2 separate regions of the Homo sapiens genome follow, and region 1 is linked to region 2. Evidence: read pairs that join two places in POLR2A ChIA-PET (ENCODE). Cell type or tissue: Panc1. All regions are shown on one strand. Links, peaks and the distances in the headings refer to the core of each region. The heading gives the core; the rest is flanking DNA.

Region 1 (9,122 bases), core at 776-8,775, 140 kb before region 2:
ACCATGAGGACAGAGCCAAGGATAAAAGCCAACATGCTGAAGATGTCAGAGCAGGGGCCTTTATAAGATCATTGAGTTTCTGCCCCAGCCCTGGAAACTCCTACCTTGGAACACTTTGCTAAATTCGATCTGAAATGCCTTTATTAGGAAAGCCATTTTTAATTGGGTACACTGGGATTAGTAGCTGAAAGTATTCGGAAATTTACAGTGGGTAACTGTTGAAAGAAAGTAGCCGGGTCAGGATGGAAATCCTGAACTCCCAGACTCAGATGAGAACAATAGCTGGCTGCCGACTTAGGCCATGGATGGGTGATGCTTCTTGGTCTACTAATAGGTGCTTGGCCTCATGGGCAGTTCCGCAGTCTGTCTGTGGAAGAGAGTGAGTACATGAAAAAAAATACAGCAAAAAGGAAGAGAAAGAAGACAGGGAGAGAGGAATCATTCACAAGTGAATGACCCCAAATCCTCAGGCTTCATTTCTGCTGGCACAACCTTGTTCATTTGCTCTGGGACATCCCATCATCAAATTGTAACATGGTTTCAATCCACTGTGGGATGGCAGAGAAACTACGGCGTATCATCTAACCTGGTTTCATCAGTATTTCTAACTTAGTTTTTGGCAGGTTATTCATTCTCTTGTGTTGGAGACACTGCCTTTCTGTGTTGCTGAGAAAAGGGGGGATGGGGCTATGCTTCTCTTATTTCTGGTTAATTTTGTGGCTAGAAAAAATTTCGTGGGAAAGACTAATGCACAACATATTTTTACCACATCAACTACCGGTCCCATCATGATGCAGGATGTTGCAGGAATCACTGATGTGCACCTTGTACAGGTTGATGTAATGCTTACTTCTTGGTTTGCAGGTCAAAAACAAGCTAGAAGTGAGGAGTGGTATCAATATACATTTTAAGGCCGAGTGCAATGACTCACGCCTGTAATCTCAACACTTTGGGAGGCTGAGGCAGGCAGATTATTTGAGGTCAGGAGTTCGAGACTAGCCTGGCCAACATGGTGAAACCCCGTCTCTACTAAAAGTACAAAAATTATCCAGGCATTGGTGGCGGGTGCCTAGTCCCAACTACTCAGGAGGCTGAGGCATGAAAATCACTTGAACCCAGGAGGCGGATGTTGTAGTGAGCTGAGATGGCACCATTGCACTCCTGCCTGGGTGCCAGAGTGAGACCCCATCTCAAAAAAAAAAAAAAAAAAAAAAAAAAATTTTAAGGATATGATCACTCTCCCAGAGGCAAGAAGTATCATTTCTCGACCCCAATGAGTGCTCTCTTTCCTCATGTCATCACATTTCTTTATATACGACTGTAGTTCATCTCTGGTACTGATCCTCCCCTTCCAGTATCCTTCTCTTTTGGGCCACTCTACTCAAACCATGCTTTCTGGGGTCAGCTATGACAGTGTCACCAAACACAAAGCCTTTCTTTTCCCAGTTCTCATGCAATCTTTTTCTCTCTGCAGCTGTTCATTCTTCATGAAATGCTCTCTTCTGTTAATTTCCAAGATTCCATACCTACCCTCCTGGTTTCTCCTGACCTCTCTAATCACCTCCTCTCACTTCTCATCCTGCCTTCTAAATGTAATCATTCACATCCTCTCCTTTTTCCTCTAGCATTCTTCTGGTTCTGCTCATTTATAAACTTACTTTTTCCCTTCTTGGGTACATGACCACCATCAAAGCTTCCACAATACATAAGTATATATATTCAGTGAATGTTTCCCCGGATCTATTCTGGCCCTGTCCAATCCGATTTCCCAGATGGAACCTCTGTGAGCATTGGGTGTGCATTCTTCCAGACCTGGTACAAGCAGACACATCATTCCATAGTGTGATGATTTTGTTTTGGTTTTATTTTGTTTTGTAGAGACGTGGTCTCCCTATGTTGCCCAGGTTATTCTTGACCTCCTGGGCTCAAGCAATCCTCCCGCCTTGGCCTCCCAATGTGCTGGGATTACAGCCATGAGCCACTGCACCCAGCCCATAGCATGGCATTGACTACAGTTCTGCGTTGGTCATTTAAAGTCTCCACATTTAGCCCTGTCCTTTCTCCCATGCCCTAGTATTTTATTTATTTATTTATTTATTTATTTATTTATTTATTTATCTATGAGACAGGGTGGTCTCACTCTGTCACCTAGGCTGGAGTGCAGTTGTGCGACCTCGGATCACTGAAACCTCCACCTCCAGGTTTCAAGCGATTCTTCTGCCTCAGCCTCCCAAGTAGCTGGGATTACAGGCACCTGCCACAACGCCCAGCTAATTTTTGTATTTTTAGTAGAGATGGGGTTTTGCCATGTTGGCCAGGCTAGTCTCGAACTCCTGACCTCATGTGATCCATCTGCTTCGGCCTCCCAAAGTGCTGGGATTCCAGGCGTGAGCCCCCCGACCTGGCCCATGCCCTCGTGTTTCATGATCCACACCTTGAGCATGTTCTCTCACACCTCTTGCCCTCAGAATGCCTAGGGCAAAGTCATTGTCTCTCGCGAGCTAACTTCTGTGCTTGGACGGTGTCACCATCCAATTAAGCAAGCTGGAAATGATGTTGTCATTGTTGACTTCCCTCTCTGTCTCTCTTTCCCATTCTCGCTTGTGAAAGACAGTCACAGCAGCCATGGGCTGTGCACTCTGCTTCTTTTTTTATTTCCCAGCTTTTAGGTTTTGGGGGTACCTGTTCAGGCTTGTCACATGGGTAAATGGTGCGTCGCTGAGGTTTGGGGTACAAATGACCCCATCACCCAGGTACTGAGCATAGTACCCAATAGGAAGCGTATCAACTCTTGCCCCCTCCTACCATCCTCCCTCTAGAAGTCCCTCGTGTCTATCGTTCCCATGTTAATGACCATGCATGTTCAATGTTTAGCTCCCACTTATAAGCGAGAACATGCAGTATTTGGTTTTCTGTCCCTGTGTTAATTCACTGAGGATAACAGTCTCCAGCTGCAACCATGTTGCTTCAAAGGACATGATCTCATTCTTTTTTATGGCTGCATAGTATTCCACGCAGTACCCTCCACTTCTGTGTTCATTTTCACATCTGGCTTATTTCCCACTCCTTGCTGCTTCTGCCCTGGTCCAGCCCCACCCTCCTCTCACCTGAAGTAAAGCTATATCCTCCAAGCTGCTTTCCCTGTTTTTTGTTGCTTGTGACATCCTCTGTATGTCGCCTACTGTGAGGCGAAAGCAACTCCATTTTGGATGCAGATCCACCATGTTGACTTAAGATTCACCACAGTTGCAGGAATGCCTCTAAGATTTCTACTTACTGCAAAGCCTGCCCTTAGGTCAAAACAACCTTGATGTTATTGTAAACACATGCTAATCATAAATCCTGCCCTTAGGCAATTTCCCTATGGTATATAAGCCCTGGTCTTGGGGCTGGGAGGTAGCAGCACAGGGGACTACTATTTCTCAACCATTGGATACGTGGCTTCTCTTCACAAGTCCCAGTTAAATGCTTCTTTCTAGGAAGCCACGGCTCCAGCCTATAATCCCAACACTTTGGGGGACTATGGTTGGAGGATCACTTGAACCCAGGGCTTTGAGGCCAACATGGACAACATAGTGAGGCCGTTTCTACAAAACATTAAAAAAAAATTAGCCAGGTGTGGTGTGTGACTTGTAGTCCCAGCTACTCGGGAGGCTGAAGTGGGAGGACTGCTTGAGCCCAGGAGGTTAAAACTGTAGTGAGTTCTGATCACATCACTTCACTCTAGCCTGGGTGACAGAGTAAGCCCCTGTCTCTAAAAACAACAATGACAACAACAACAAAAATTTGTCTCTGAAAAACTGGGTTTGTCAGCCTCTTTCTTCAACCTCTCAGCTTCCTCGGCCTTTGGGGTAGGTTTGTACTGACCTCCCACTGTGTATCACTGGCCAGTTATCGTCGCACTTCTTCTTCCCTCCTGATTAATTCAGGCTGCAATGGCCCACACATGCCTGGAGAATGAATCAGGGTTGACTTAGGCCAGAAATAACAATCCCACTTCCCTTTCACGGATTCTGACTTGCCCAGGCTTCCTTGCAGTAAGAGGTGCTGATGTGATTCAGTTTTTGCCAACAAGATCCACAGGGGAAATCTGGGAAGAGGCCCATGAAGAGAAAGACCTCCTGCCCTACCTCTTTCCTGGCACCATCATTTTCATCTGTGGCACTGAACACCTGTAAGGCCTAGCTCCAGACTTACCTTTCCTCCAACATGACCCACTTATGTTGCCAGTCACTTCTTACCTACCTTATGCTGGAGCTGGGGGTAGGGGCTTGGGAATTCAGGTCAGTTACATCATGCATCATAGTTGGTCTCCAAAGATGGCCCCAAATGAAGCCACCTCCCAGTGTTCGTGTTCTTATGCAGCCCTCTCCACTCTGAATCTGCACTGGTCCTCTGAAATATGTTAACTCACAGAATAAAAAGATAATGATGCTGTGCTAGTCTGGGCCCAAGCCTGAGGAAGAACAAGATATTCTGATGTTATCCTCTCCGGAGCCCTGAGCCAGCACACAAGAAACCCAACTGCCCTGAGACTGCCACGTTTTGAGGAAATGTAAGCTGACCACAAGGAGAGGCCACGTGGAGGAGAACTGAGACTCTCAGCCAACATGGAGGACCAGGCTCCAATCTCATGATGTAGTATGAGCCATTCCAACCAGCCTCCACCCATTTGCGTCCCCTGAGTTGACACCACGGGAAGGAAAGATAAGCTGGGTAAGTTGGGGTGAAAATGTAACTGCAAATCATATCCTCTGTTCAATCTCAATAGCCTTCTCATTTTTTTTTTTTTTTTTGAGACAGGGTTTCACTCTGTTGCCCAGGCTGGAGTGTGGTGGCAAAATCATGACACACTGCAGCCACAGCCTCCCAAGGCTCAGGTAATCCTCCCACGTCAGCCTCCTGAGTAGCTAGGACTATAGGCATGCACCACCATGCCTGGCTAATTTTTAAATTTTTTGTAGATACAGGATCTCCCTGTGTTGCACAGGCTGGTCTCAAACTCCTGGGCTCAAGGGATCCTCCCGCCTTGGCCTTCCACAGTGCTGGGACTACAGGTGTGAGCCGCTGCACCCAGCCAGCCTTCTCTTTCTTGCAAATGATTGCACTCTTCTGCAGCTTCACTTTGCTTACACGGGCCTCTCAGCCTGCATTACCTTTCCTCTGCATCAGTTATCCCATCCTCTAAAGCTAATCTGGAAAGCCCCCACTTCTATAAACCTTCCAGATGATGTCAACTCTGAAGAGTGGGTATTTGGACCAGCTCTGCAGCAAGTGTGTACTTTTGCTCACTATGCACCTACCCTCCCTCTCTTGTTGTAACAGCACCCCAGTTTTGTTTGGATGAACTCCCCCCACCACCTTTTAGTGCAACTCTGTCAATCAAGTTGTCCATTAACTTGTGTTTCAAGTGGGACGTAGAACCCGCCTGGGCCAATCAGTTGTTTCTCTCTCTCTCTCTCTCTCTCTCTGTCTCTCTCTCTCTCTCTCTGCTCTTACTCTTTCTCCAGTGCAAATCCTGAGAGGGTGACAGATAGCTGAAAATGGATGACAGCCTGACCAGACCTCCATAAGCTGCTGCTGGCAAGGTCTGCCAAGTTCTCTGGTCCACATTCAGTCCCAAATCTGAGGCTCCAGCATTTTCATTTGAGTCTACGAGCCACCCTGGAGCAGAGACAGTAATGCTCGCCAATGATTCCATTGTTCCCTTTCATTTCCCAGTGTTCTGGCATTTAGGGAAGATCTTGTGACTAGTTCTCACCAGAGATCCTAGAGTAGAAAGGACACATGTCACTTTCAGGCTGAGGCAGTAAAAACCCCCTGTGCAAACCCCCAGCCTCTTTCTTCCCCTGCCATGGTCACACCAACAAGGCTTCATGTTTCAGGGCTGCAGCCACCAGATGGTGGAACCTCCATTAGTCTGAGTGAAAGGAGGGCAGAGCCTACTGCTGATCCACATGTGGTAGATTCCACTACCTAGAAATAATAATTTTGAGAATGTTTGTTATAGCAGCATGACCTGGACTGTCCTGAATAATATACACCAATACCCTTCCTACCCTTCCAATAAACTTTTTTTGCTTAGATTATCACATCAGTTTCTTGTACCTAAACCAGCTTAACTGATAAACTAACAGCACTTAGTAGCAATTTCTTTTTCTTTCTTTCTTTTCTTTCTTTCTTCTTTCTCTTTCTTTCTTCTTTCTTTCTCTCTCTCTCTTTTCTTTTTTTTTTTGAGACAGGGTCTCACTCTGTCACCCAGGCTGAGTGTAGTGGTGCAATCTATGGCTCACTGTAGCCTTGAACTCTACAGTGGGCTCAAGCAATCCTCCCATTTCAGCCTCCCCAGTAGCTGGGACCACAGGCCTGTGAGCTCTGCAGCCTTGAACTCTGCAGATGGGCTCAAGCAATCCTCCCACCTCAGCCTCCCCAGTAGCTGGGACCACAGGCCTGTGAGCTCTGCAGCCTTGAACTCTGCAGATGGGCTCAAGCAATCCTCCCACCTCAGCCTCCCCAGTAGCTGGAACCACAGGCGTGTGCCACCACACGTTGCTAATTTTGGTATTTTTAGTAGACACGGGGTTTCACCATGTTGCCCAGGCTGATCTCAAACTCCTAGGGCTCAAGCGATCCTCCTGCCTCAGTCTCTCAAAGTGCTGGGATTACATGGGTGAGACATTCCACCTGGCCAGCAATTCCTTTGTTGATTACACTTACTAATGTGCATTTATCTTATTTTTTCTTGCCAGCTGAGAGCAACCTGACCTAAGGACTACGGAGATTCATCTTTGCATCTTACCACACTGCTGAGCACTTTCTTGATAAGATTTGTTAAGATGAATGTAAAAACTGAATGAAAATGAAATTTTTGTTTTGTTTTTAGAGACAAGGTCTCTCTTTGTCATCCAGGCTGGAGTGCAGTGGTGTGATCATAGCTCACTTCAGCCTTGAACTTCTAGACTCAAGCGATCCTCCCACCTTAGCCTCCCAGTAGGTGGGACTATAGGAATTGAATTCGTTTTTTAAATTCAATGTTTGCATTCATCCTATCAAATAGTATCAAGAGCCTTATAAGTATTCATCAGTGTGTACCACCACCAGACCTAGCTAATTTTTAAATTTTCCGTAGAGACGGGGTCTTGCTGTGTTGCCCAGGCTGGTCTCAAACTCCTAGCCTCAAGTGCGCCTCCCACCCCAGCCTCCCAAAGTACGGTGATTAAAGACATGAGCCACTACGCCTGGCTGAAAATGAAAAACGTGGTGAGTCAACCAGTTACTCTCTTTTCAACTGTGGTTTTCTAATCCATTTTCAAGTGAGGTTTCTTTTTTTCTTTTCTTTTTTTTTTTTTGAGACGGAGTCTCGCTCTGTAGCCCAGGCTGGAGTGCTGTGGCACAATCTTGGCTCACTGCAACCTCTGCCTCCTGGGTTCAAGCGATTCTCTTGCCTCAGCCTCCCGAGTAGCTGGGATTACAGGCATGTGACACCACGATCGGCTAATTTTTGTATTTTTAGCAGAGATGGAGTTTTGCCGTGTTGGCCAGGCTAGTCTCGAACTCCTGACCTCAGGTTATCTGCCCACCTCGGCCTCCCAAAGTGCTGGGATTACAGGCATGAGCCACCATGCCTGGTCTCAAGTGAGTTTTAATTAAAAGAGATTTAAAAATATGATTGCATCTCTATTTTTATGACGGTGGCATATATATAATAATATCTATATGTTTCAATCAAATTGTAGTCATAACTTTAAAAAGCCTTATTAAATGACAAAGAGTAAAACACTCTGGAAACATCAGAACAGCAGCAATATTCACCAAGCTCTTTATTTGCAACAGACACTCTATGTAGGGATTTTACTTTTTCATCCTCCAACCACACTCCATCCCTAATCCTGGTGTCTACATCTTATTGAAGACAAAAGAAGCAGCAGCAATTTGGAACTATTTGTTTATTGCTCCCAAAGGAATAAATAATTTCCAAATCATAAAAAGGGGGACTCAAAGGAGCTGGTAGACTAATAAAGAAGAACCATAGAGAGGAGGAAGTTCTCCATTTTTGTCCATTTAAAAAGAAACACAACAGTTGGGTGCTCACACCTGTAATCCAAGCACTTTGGGAGGCCAAGGAGGGAGGATCACTTGAGGCCAGGAGTTTGAGACCTGCCTAGGCAACAAAGTGAGATCCAATCTCTACAAGAAATAAAAAATTAGCTGGGTGTGGTGGTATGCACCTGTACTCCCAGATACTTGGGAGGCTGAGGCAGGACGATCACTTGTGCCCAGGAGTTTGAGGCTGCAGTGACTTAAGATCACACCACTGTACTCCAGCATGGATGACCGAGTGAGACCCTATCTCTTTAAAAAATTCTTTTTTTTTTTTCTGAGATGGAGTCTCTCCCGGTCACCCAGGTTGGAGTACAGTGGCGTGATCTTGGCTCACTGTAACCTCTGCCTCCTGGGTTCAAGCAATTCTCCTGTCTCAGCCTCCCGAGTAGCTGGGATTACAGGCGCCTGCTACCATGCCCAGCTAATTTTTGTATTTTTAGTAGAGATGGGGTTTCTCCATGTTGGTCAGGCTGGTCTCAAACTCCTGACCTCAGGTGATCCACCCGTCTCGGCCTCCCAAAGTGCTGGGATTACAGGCGTGAGCCATCGCGCCCGGCCAAAAAATTCATTTTTTAAATTCAATTTTTGCATTCATCCTATCAAATAGTATCAAGGGCCTTACAAGTATTCAGCAGTGTATACCAGCTTGGATGGCACAGCAAGACCCTGTCTCAAAAAAAAAAGAAAATGAAACACATGCAAAGTGGAAATGACTTACAACCTGCTCCCAGTGAGAGAAAGAGAGAGGGAGAGAGAGAAAGATAAATATTACTGTTGGAATAATCTTTAAGAGCATGCGGTGTGCGGTATGTGAAAGAATCTAAATGTGTTACAGATCAGGGCTTCTCAAGCATTCACACGCTCAGAATTCACCTGCAGATCTTGCTAAAATGCAGATTCCGCTTCAGTATGTCAGGGAGGGGCCTCAGTCAACTCCTTAGATGTCTCGAGCTCCCAGGGGGTGCTGAGGCTGCTGGAAGAGCAAGTGCAGAAAACTAGTGGGATCAGAACGGCCAACA
Region 2 (9,122 bases), core at 485-8,484:
TCCCCTGATCACAGCTTCCTGCTGGCTGGTCTGCCTTTTGCTTGGGGTGGGCAATCCGTGCTCTTGTCTTGCCCTGGTCTGCAAACCTGCATGATCTCTGGCTCCCAGGTTCAGCTCCAAGTCTCTCCTTATCATCACCCTGAGGTGGGCAAAGGCCTTGCCAGAAGGGTTAGTAGAGATTAGTAATTGATGACTTCAGGCTAACAGAGAGTTCAAATACTGACTTCTCTGTTTATTACCATTTACTGTTGTGAAAATAAGTAATTCAAATCTAAGCTGTTGGAACTTTAAAGCATTTTGAGCCTTAAGGGAATGTGATTATAGGGCCTGAACCACATGAGAGGCAGCTGTAACTTGGGCACCTGTCACCTTTGTTTCTCTGGTTAGATTAGCCTTTCTCCTGCCTATATTGTATTGTAAATGTTGTAAAGGACTAAAGGGCTCCAGAGAAGACCCTTTCCCTCTTAACTGTTGATCTTCACTTTAGATAAACTTCCCTTTCTGTAGTCCTAGCCACACAAAAGGCTGAGGTGGGAGGATTGCTTGAGCATGGGAGTTTGAGGCTGCAGTGAGCTATGATTGCACCACTGCACTCCAGCCTGGGTGACAGAGTAGGACCCTGTCTCAGTAAGAAGAAAAAAGAAACTTGTGACTTAGTGAGGATGCGTCCATTGGCCTAAGCTCACAAAAGTGGGATTGGAATCACACAAAGACCTCTTGGCTATCATTGTCTAAAGTGGACTGTCAAATACAGCCTCTTAAATTGGAAAGGAAAAGAAAACAAGCTGGATGGAAAAGAAAACAAACTATAAATAATACAATTGTTGTACCTCATGAACCAGCCTTGTATAGAAAATGTTATAATCCTACTAAATTTCTTTGTTTTCTGCCTGTATAAGCAAGATCTTAACTTTTCATCCTGAATCACTGAACCCAGTTCTTTGGAGTCTATGTTACTCAAATGACCATTCTCAGCTTTGTGCTTGAATAAACGCTTTTAAACTGGTTTTTGATCCTTTTGATTATTTCAGGTTGACACTGTCATGATCATGAATGGTTGCTATAGATTGAGTGTTAGTTCCTCCTTACCCCATTCATATGTTGAAGCCCTAACCCGCAAAGTGATGGGATTAGGAGGTGGGGCCTTTGGGAGGTAATTAGGTCATGAAGATGGAGCCCTCATTAATGAGGTTAGTGACCTTATAAGAAGAGTCATAAGGCTGGGCGTGGTGGCCCAGGCTGGGCACCGTGGCTCATGCCTGTAATCCCAGCACTTTGGGAGGCCGAGGCAGGCAGATCCTGAGGTCAGGAGTTTGAGACCAGCCTGGCCAGCATGGTGAAACCCCGTCTCTACTAAAAACACAAAAATTAGCCAGGCATGGTGGCGCGCACCTGTAGTCCCAGCTGCTTGGGAGGCTGAGGCAGGAGAATTGCTTGAACCCAGGAGGTGGAGGTTCAGTGAGCTGAGACTGTACCACTGCACTCCAGCCTGGGTGACAGAGCAAGACTCCGCCTCCAAAAAAAGTCATAAGAAAGGTGATGTATCTCTCTGCCATGTCAGAATTCAGTAAGAAGGTGGCTATCTGCAAACCAGGAAGAGAAGCCTCACCGGACACCAAATCTGTAGGCACATGGTTTTGGATTTGGCCACACAGCTGACACTGACCTTGATCTGAAACTTCTCAGTTTCAGAAGTGTGAGGACTAAATGTTGTTTGAGTCACCAGTCCATGGTATTTGTTATAGCAGCCTGAACTAAGACAATGGTAGAGTCAGGCTGTCTGGATTCCAATCCCACTTTAATGAGCTTAGGCCAATGGATACATCCTCACTGAGTCTCAGGTTTCTTTTTTCTTTTTATTGGGACAGGGTCTCACTCCATCACTGAAGCTGGAGTGCAGTGGTGTGATCACAGCTTACTGCAGCCTTGAACTCCTGTGCTCAAGCGATCCTCTCACCTCAGCCTCTTGAGTAACTGAGACTATAGGCATGTGATACCACACCCAGCTAATTTTTTATTTTTGGTGGAGATAGGTGTCTCACTATGTTGCCCACACTGGTCTGGAACTCCTGGCCTCAAGTTATCCTCCCGTCTCAGCCTTTAAAAGTGCTGGGATTACAGGCATGAGCCACTGTCTCCGGGCTTAAGTTTCTTATCTGTAGCATGAGAATGATACCACCCCATTCATAGGACTATTGTGAGGATTAAAAGAGATAAAGCATCCCTTAGTTGAGGACTTGGCACATAGTAAACATTTATTCAGTGAAACCAATATCATCACTGCTGGCTGTGTGATATTGGGCAAATTATTTTATGTCTCTGAGTCTTGGTTTTCTGTCTTTCAAATGGACAGACATCATATCACCTATCACTAACCACCTTGGGAATTTTTTTTTTTTTTGAGAGCTCTGTCACCCAGGCTGGAGTGCAGTGGTGCGATCTTGGCTTACTGCAAGCTCCGCCTCCCGGGTTCACGCCATTCTCCTGTCTCAGCCTCCCAAGTAGCTGGGACTACAGGTGCCTGCCACCATGCCCGGCTAATTTTTTGTATTTTTGGTACAGACTGGGTTTCACCATGTTAGCTAGGATGGTCTCAATCTCTTGACGTCGTGATCCACCGACCTCAGCCTCCCAAAGTGCTGGGATTACAGGTGTGAGCCACTGTGCCCGGTCTTTTTTTTTTTTTTTTTTTTTTTTTTGATACAGGGTCTCATTCTGTTGCCCAGGCTGGAGTGCAATGGCACGACTGTGGCTCACTGCAACCTCTGCTTCCCCAGCTCCAGGGATCCTCCTGCCTTTGCCTCTCAAGTAGCTGGGACTACCGGCATGCACCATGACACCTGGCTAATTTTTGTATTTTTTTGTAGAAATGGAGCTTTGCCATGTTGCCCAGGGTGGTCTGAAACTCCTGGGCTCAAGTGATCTGCCTGCCTTAGCCTCCCAGTGGGATGGTTTAAGGAGGAGAAGTGACAAGTGCCTTTAAGGCACTTAACACTGGGCCTCACACCTGGAAGTTGCCCTATAAGTGGCAAATATTGTTTTTTGTTATGAATATTATTATCACCTAATCAAGGTGGATTACTTGGGAGAGAGCTCCTGGGCTGAGGCTGGCTTTCCTCCTCCCAAGAGTGAACACTCTGGGGGTTTAAGGAAGACTGCCTTTTGCCCTACCTGCACATATATCTTTGCTGCAGTGTCAGCTACGTGGCCAAACTGACTTACCATGTGGTTTATGGCCTCCATTTTCCCATATATGAAATGAGGGGTTTCCAAATGACAAATAGTTTTCAAATTATGCACTTTCTCTGATTGATTGCTAATGTCTGTTGGGAGCTGTGACTCCTGATTCTTGCCCCATCCAGGCTCATCAGGAGAAAGTGTCATAGTTGATTAATGATGACTGCAGTGTATGTGAGACAGGAGAATGAAGTGTATTTTTTGACACCAACGAGGGGTCTTTTAGGGGTATCCTGGGGATACTAAGATTCAGTCAGTTTGTGGATTTCTGACCTGACAAGTCTATATATTAGCTTTAGTGTTGTGGGTGTTTCAGGGTGGAGCTCAGGATGGGGAATGAACATTATTCATCTTCATATTCTCAAGACCTAGTGAGGAATCTCCAACCCTGGGCTCAGGAGATCCTCCCACCTCAGCCTCCCAAGTAGCTGGGATTATAGGTGCGTGCCACTGTGACCAGTCCAAGTGAGAGTCTCAATTCTCAAATGGTGTGTAAGGAGAGGAGCATAGATTTGTGGTCACAGAGACCTGGAATTCCACCCCAGAGCTGTTGTTGGCCAGCTGTGTGATTGTGCAGCAGTGATCACTATTGAGTGCTGTGTGTGCTGAGTATTCTGGCTGTATTAGTCCATTCTCATATTGCTACAAAGAAATACCCAGAGCTGGGTAATTTATAAAGAAAAGAGGTTTATTTGGCTCACGGTTCTGTGGCAGTACAGGAAGCATAATGCTGACATCTGCTCAGCTTCTAGGGAGGCCTCGGAGTTTTACTCATGGCAGAAGGTGAAGGGGCAGCAGGCACGTCACACAGTGAGAGCAGAAGCAAAAAGCCAGGGTGCTACACACTTTTATGACCAGATCTCACGAGAACTCACTGTCACGAATACAGCACCAAGCCATGAGGGATCTGCCCCCCGTGATCCAAATGCCTCCCACCAGGCCCCACCTCCAGCATCGGGGATTACAATTCAACATGAGATTTGGACAGGGACAAATTTCCAAACTATATCACTGGCTCTCCCACTTCTGGAGAATTAGGAAGGATGGTTGGGTAGGATCATATGACTAGCTCTGACCAATGAGGATGGAGCAGAAGTGAGCTCCTTCAGAGGTCTCTTTCCTACTCTGGTAATGACCGAATAACTGCTCCAGACAGAGCTGCTCCATCAGCCTGGAGCCTGGAGTGGCAGCGTTGTGGGGGCTCCTTGGGAAGAACACTCTAGACGGAGACTAACGTGTGAAGTTTACCAGGCTGTGTTCTCAGTACCTGCACTCACGTGGGAGGAAGAAAGCCCAACTGGGCAGACAGAGGAGTGGGCTCCACAAAGAGCTCTGAGACTTGTGGTCCTTCAGTCATGTCCCAAGTTGCAGCAATAATCTGGGCTTTTATACCCTCATGTCAACAGCTCACTGGATGTGAGCTACCCCTATGGAAGGGGAGAGGTAATTCCAGCACTTTGGGAGGCTGAGGTGGGTGAATCGCTTGAGCCCAGGAGTTTGAGACCAGCCTGGGCAACAGGGCGAAACCCCATCTCTATAAAAAATACAAAAAAATTAGCTGGTGGTGCAAGCCTGTAGTCCCAGTTACTTGGGAGGCTGAGCTGGGAGGATCACTTGAGCCTGGGAGTTCGAGACTGCAGTGAGCTGTGATTGTGCCACTGCACTCCAGCCTGAACAATACAGCAAGACCCTATCTCAAAAAAAAAAAAAAAAAAAAAAAAAAGGAAAGAAAGAAAGAAAAAGAAAGAAAGGGAGGTGATCTTGGGTGAGAGGGAGCTCTTCATCCGAGGGTAATTCCTACAGAGGGCTGACAGCTGAGGGCCATGGGGGAACTCTAGCAGCTGGGGGAATATAACAGAGGCATGCAGGAGTTTTCTAAGCCAGCGATTAACTGCAGCCATCATTAAAAATTAAATTATGTAAATTTATAGCTAAACACATTTTATTAAAAACAAAGGAAAGAAATACCCCAAACCCACCACTTCTTGTTTTATTGCATTTTACTACTCTCTAAGTTTTTGAATGTATTTATGTCCATTGTATCTGTAAGATGGAAATATTACATAACAGTGTGTGAACACACACTTCTTTCCCTGTTCTGCATGCAGTGACCTCACTGTGCAAGCTTGACATTGGCCATTTCGGAAGCATTTATACCACCAAAAATGGGCAAACACTACAAATCAGGTCTCTATGAATTGTTTGGGTTCTTGTATAGACGTGAGAAAGCAATAGAAGAAAAAGCAAATTAAACTGAAAAGTGTCATATTGGTAGCTGTTACATTGTGAATAGCAAAAAAACATTATAGAGTCATTCATTGGAACTCTAGGTGGGCTATGGATGTCAGAGTTGTATAATAAAAATCAACAAAAGCTTTCCGTGAGAATCATTTGGCTATAGACAATTTTCAATAAAGAGTTTGTATATTTTATTACTATTTATAAACTGTGTACAATACATCTTTTATCAGTAAAATTTATAATAAAGATATGTATACACACATGCGTGTTCGTGCACACACACACACACACACACACAGACACTGTCTACCCTCACAGAACTGTTATTAATCATTCACCAACACATCACTGGGGACTATATTGGTCCTTCTTCCTTATGGGGTTGTCTCAGCAGTGGAGGAACCTGTCCACTAGAGAAGGTGGCCTGGAACAGAGTCACTGTCAAGCCCTGATGGACATTTAGTTTGAGTGAGAGCTAATCTTATGGTCTCTGTTATTTCACCCCACTGAGATTTTTGGGATTGTTTGTTATAGCAGCATAACCTAGCCTATGCTGACTGATACACTTAAGTAAAGGCACTTAATTCACTGGGTCATAGTTTCTTCACAATAGTTCCTTGTAGGGTTTCAGAGAGAACCAGAGGTGATGTCTATGTTTTCTTTGGCATTCAGTGGGCACTAATAATCTCAGCTGTTTTCATCGATAGCAGTGTCTTAGTACATGACTCATATTGATTTGTTTACCTGATGGGAAATTCCTACAAGCCATCTTTGTACAGTTGGACATGAGGACACAGCTCTTTGTCTCTATCTCTCTCTCTCTCTCCTCTGTCTACATTCTCTCCACCGTTCTCTGTGTCTTTCTCTGCATTTATGTCTGGGTCCAAATCACAATCCAGAGGACTGAACCAAAGGCCACCAGTCTCAGCTGGGATGGGCAGCTCTTCGGGATCCTGGGGTGTTCACTGCCCAGTTATTGTGGCTGCAGTGGCTCTGTCCCTTGGTCTCCTGAGTGGAATAAAATTCAACCCCAAGGAACAGTGGTAGAGGAGGACTATAAAGGTTAATGTCCTGAGAAATAGCCTGGAGGTAGCGGCAGCAGGCAGGAATAACAATTTTAATACAAAATAAAAACGGGTGGATGAATTGCTGCAAGGCCTGGTGGTGCCTTGCACAGGTCTGAGCAGCACACACAGCAGCTGGGGCCAGAGGCTGGGGGAGAGTCGGTCACTGAACCTCAGCCTCTGACGGGCACACTGGCACCCTGGGTGATTGTACGCTGCAGCCAGCATAGAATTGAGGATTCTATTCTAATTCCTATTGAATTAGAATAGAGGATTGAGGATTCCTATTCTAATCATTTTAGTTGGTACAATAGGCATAATATGTGTGTCTCAAGAGGCTGCTGTGAGGATGAGGTATGGCGTTTAATAACTTATTAAAGGCCTGTCAGGAGGGGACCCATTAAATAATGATGCATCCATAACTGTTAACAATTATGAGACAGATTTATACCTATTGTTATGGCACAATGGCCAATAAATATTAAGGGGCAAAGCAAGATGGTGCAAGTCCTCATGGTGTGTCTCCTTTGAGGAGGGGAGTTTGAGGGTATATTAACGTATGCTCTGTTACAGTGGGGACGAGAAATGGGAACTGGTGGCCGAGTGAGGTGGGAAGTTAATCTTTTGACTATATGTCCTCTGATGCTGCTTCAAATTGTTACTATACACATCTCTCTCTCTCTTTTTTTTTTACCTTTTTGAGACAGGGTCTGGCTCTGTTGCCCAAGCTGGAGTGCAGTGGCACAATCTCGACTCAACGCGACCTCCACCTCCTGGGCTCAAGTCATTCTTCTGCCTCACCCTCCCGAGTAGCTGGGATTACAGGCACGCACCACCACGCCTGGCTAATTTTTGTATTTTTAGTAGAGACGGGATTTCGCCATGTTGGCTAGGCTGATCTTGAACTCCTGACCTCAAATGATCCTCCCACCTTGGCTTCCCAAAGTGCTGGTATTACTGGCGTGAGCCACTGCACCAAGCTGCACATCTCTTATGTATACTTTTTTGTATAATAGCAGAAAAAAAAATTCCACCAGGTTTTGGAAGCACTGCCATCATCTATGCCACCAACCCAGGGACGTGGGAGGTGGGATTTGATCCTGGAGGCGGGGCTCGGACTCTGGACCAGATCGAAGATTGGCTGAAACAGGGAAGAGGCCAAAGCGCCTCTCCATAAGACATGCCCGCCAGTGCCATGTCAGTTTACCACTGCCATGGCAACACCTGGAAGTTAATCCCCATTTCCATGGCAATGACCTGACAACCTGGAAGTTATCATCCTATTTCTGGGACTGTCGGCATAAGCCACCCCTTAATTTGCATTTAATTAAAAGTGGGTATAACATGACTGCAGACCAGTCTCTGAGCTGCTACTCTGGACACACTGCCTGTAGGGTAGCCCTGCTCCACAGGGAAGCAGTCCCTCTGCTGCTGCTGTTCATTGGGACTTCAATAAAAGTTGCTGTCTAACACCACCAGCTAGCCCTCTGATTCTTTCCTGGGTGAAGCCAGCAATCCTCCTGGGATAAGCTCTAATTTTGGGGCTCACTCGTCCGGAATCACCAGGTCAAGGGCAACTTTAGCATTGAGTTTGCGGAGGTCCCAGTTATCGACATATTATTTTTGAGGTTATGGGGCTGGATTCCCATAGGAGGACTCCAGAATCTTACGTGCAGTAATGACTTGGGGAAATAGCTGAGGTGGAGTGTTTTAAAGAAACTGGCCCAGCACTTTGGGAGGCCAAGACGGGCGGATCACGAGGTCAGGAGTTCAAGACCAGCCTGACCAACATGGTGAAACCCCGTCTCTACTAAAAATGCAAAAATTAGCCAGGCGTGGTGGCACATACCTGTAGTCCCAGCTACTCGGGAGGCTGAGGCAGGAGAATCGCTTGAACCCGGGAGGCGGAGGTTGCAGTGAGCTGAGATCGGGCCACTGCACTCTAGCCTGGGAGACAGAGGGAGACTCCATCTCAAAAAAAAAAAAAAAAAAAAAACAACTTGTTGCACATCAAAACGACGAAAGGAACCTGATGATGCATATCAGACTATTCAGGCTCATTCTGTGTGGAAAAGTCAGGGAGTGAGAGGTTTAGACACAAAGTGGATTTGAATGCTCTCTTGCCATGGCTGTGCCTTGTCCCTGCCAATGCTATTAACTATTAGACCTCCCTGTGATTATTATCAGGCCCCTGCAATCTTAACTTGTCAAAAATTCCCCCCAAGAACAGACCCCCGTAGCTGTCTGGATGCCATCCCAGATGGGTTTCTCAGTTTCTGGAGGGTCCTGGTTTTGGGTGCCACGATCTTTAGGGCCTTCCAGGATGGAAGCTGCATTGGGGTTGCTTGAGGTCCCAGTGGCCATGTTGAGGAATCCCATGGGCTTAGGGGTCAGAGGCATTAGAACCAGAGCAACTCCATCATTGAGTAGGGGCTGGGTAAATTAAGGCTGAAACGTGATGGGCTGCATTCCCATGAGGCTAGGCATTCTTAGTCAAAGGATGAGGTGGGAGGTCCGCAGGACCGGTATCACAAGATACACATCATAAAAACCCTGCTAATAATACAGGTTGCAGTAAAG

Evidence for each region. Peaks named below come from ENCODE experiments on the same cell type or tissue, not always from the same donor. Only the 100,000 strongest peaks of a DNase experiment are listed, where the experiment ranks them.
Region 1: POLR2A ChIA-PET joins it to region 2 with 14 read pairs; 2 of 35 experiments call an interaction of 5 or more read pairs at or near these places.

Annotation. Positions count from the first base shown.
Region 1 is chr16:27,281,490-27,290,611 of GRCh38, reverse strand. It overlaps NSMCE1-DT (NSMCE1 divergent transcript), which reads right to left. Exons shown (of 5, transcript NR_037184.1): 2 at 8,977-9,076; 3 at 3,868-3,950; 4 at 1,659-1,812; 5 at 144-367. Among named protein-coding and RNA genes, the nearest start is that of NSMCE1, 17 kb to the right of the region's middle. In Panc1, for the core only: no CTCF peak of the experiment used is centred there; a DNase peak (open chromatin) is centred at 3,971.
Region 2 is chr16:27,142,735-27,151,856 of GRCh38, reverse strand. LOC105371155 (a long non-coding RNA gene) reads left to right here. Exons shown (of 3, transcript XR_950956.2): 3 at 1-547. Among named protein-coding and RNA genes, the nearest start is that of LINC02129, 29 kb to the left of the region's middle. In Panc1, for the core only: no CTCF peak of the experiment used is centred there; no DNase peak of the experiment used is centred there; H3K27me3 peaks cover 622 bases.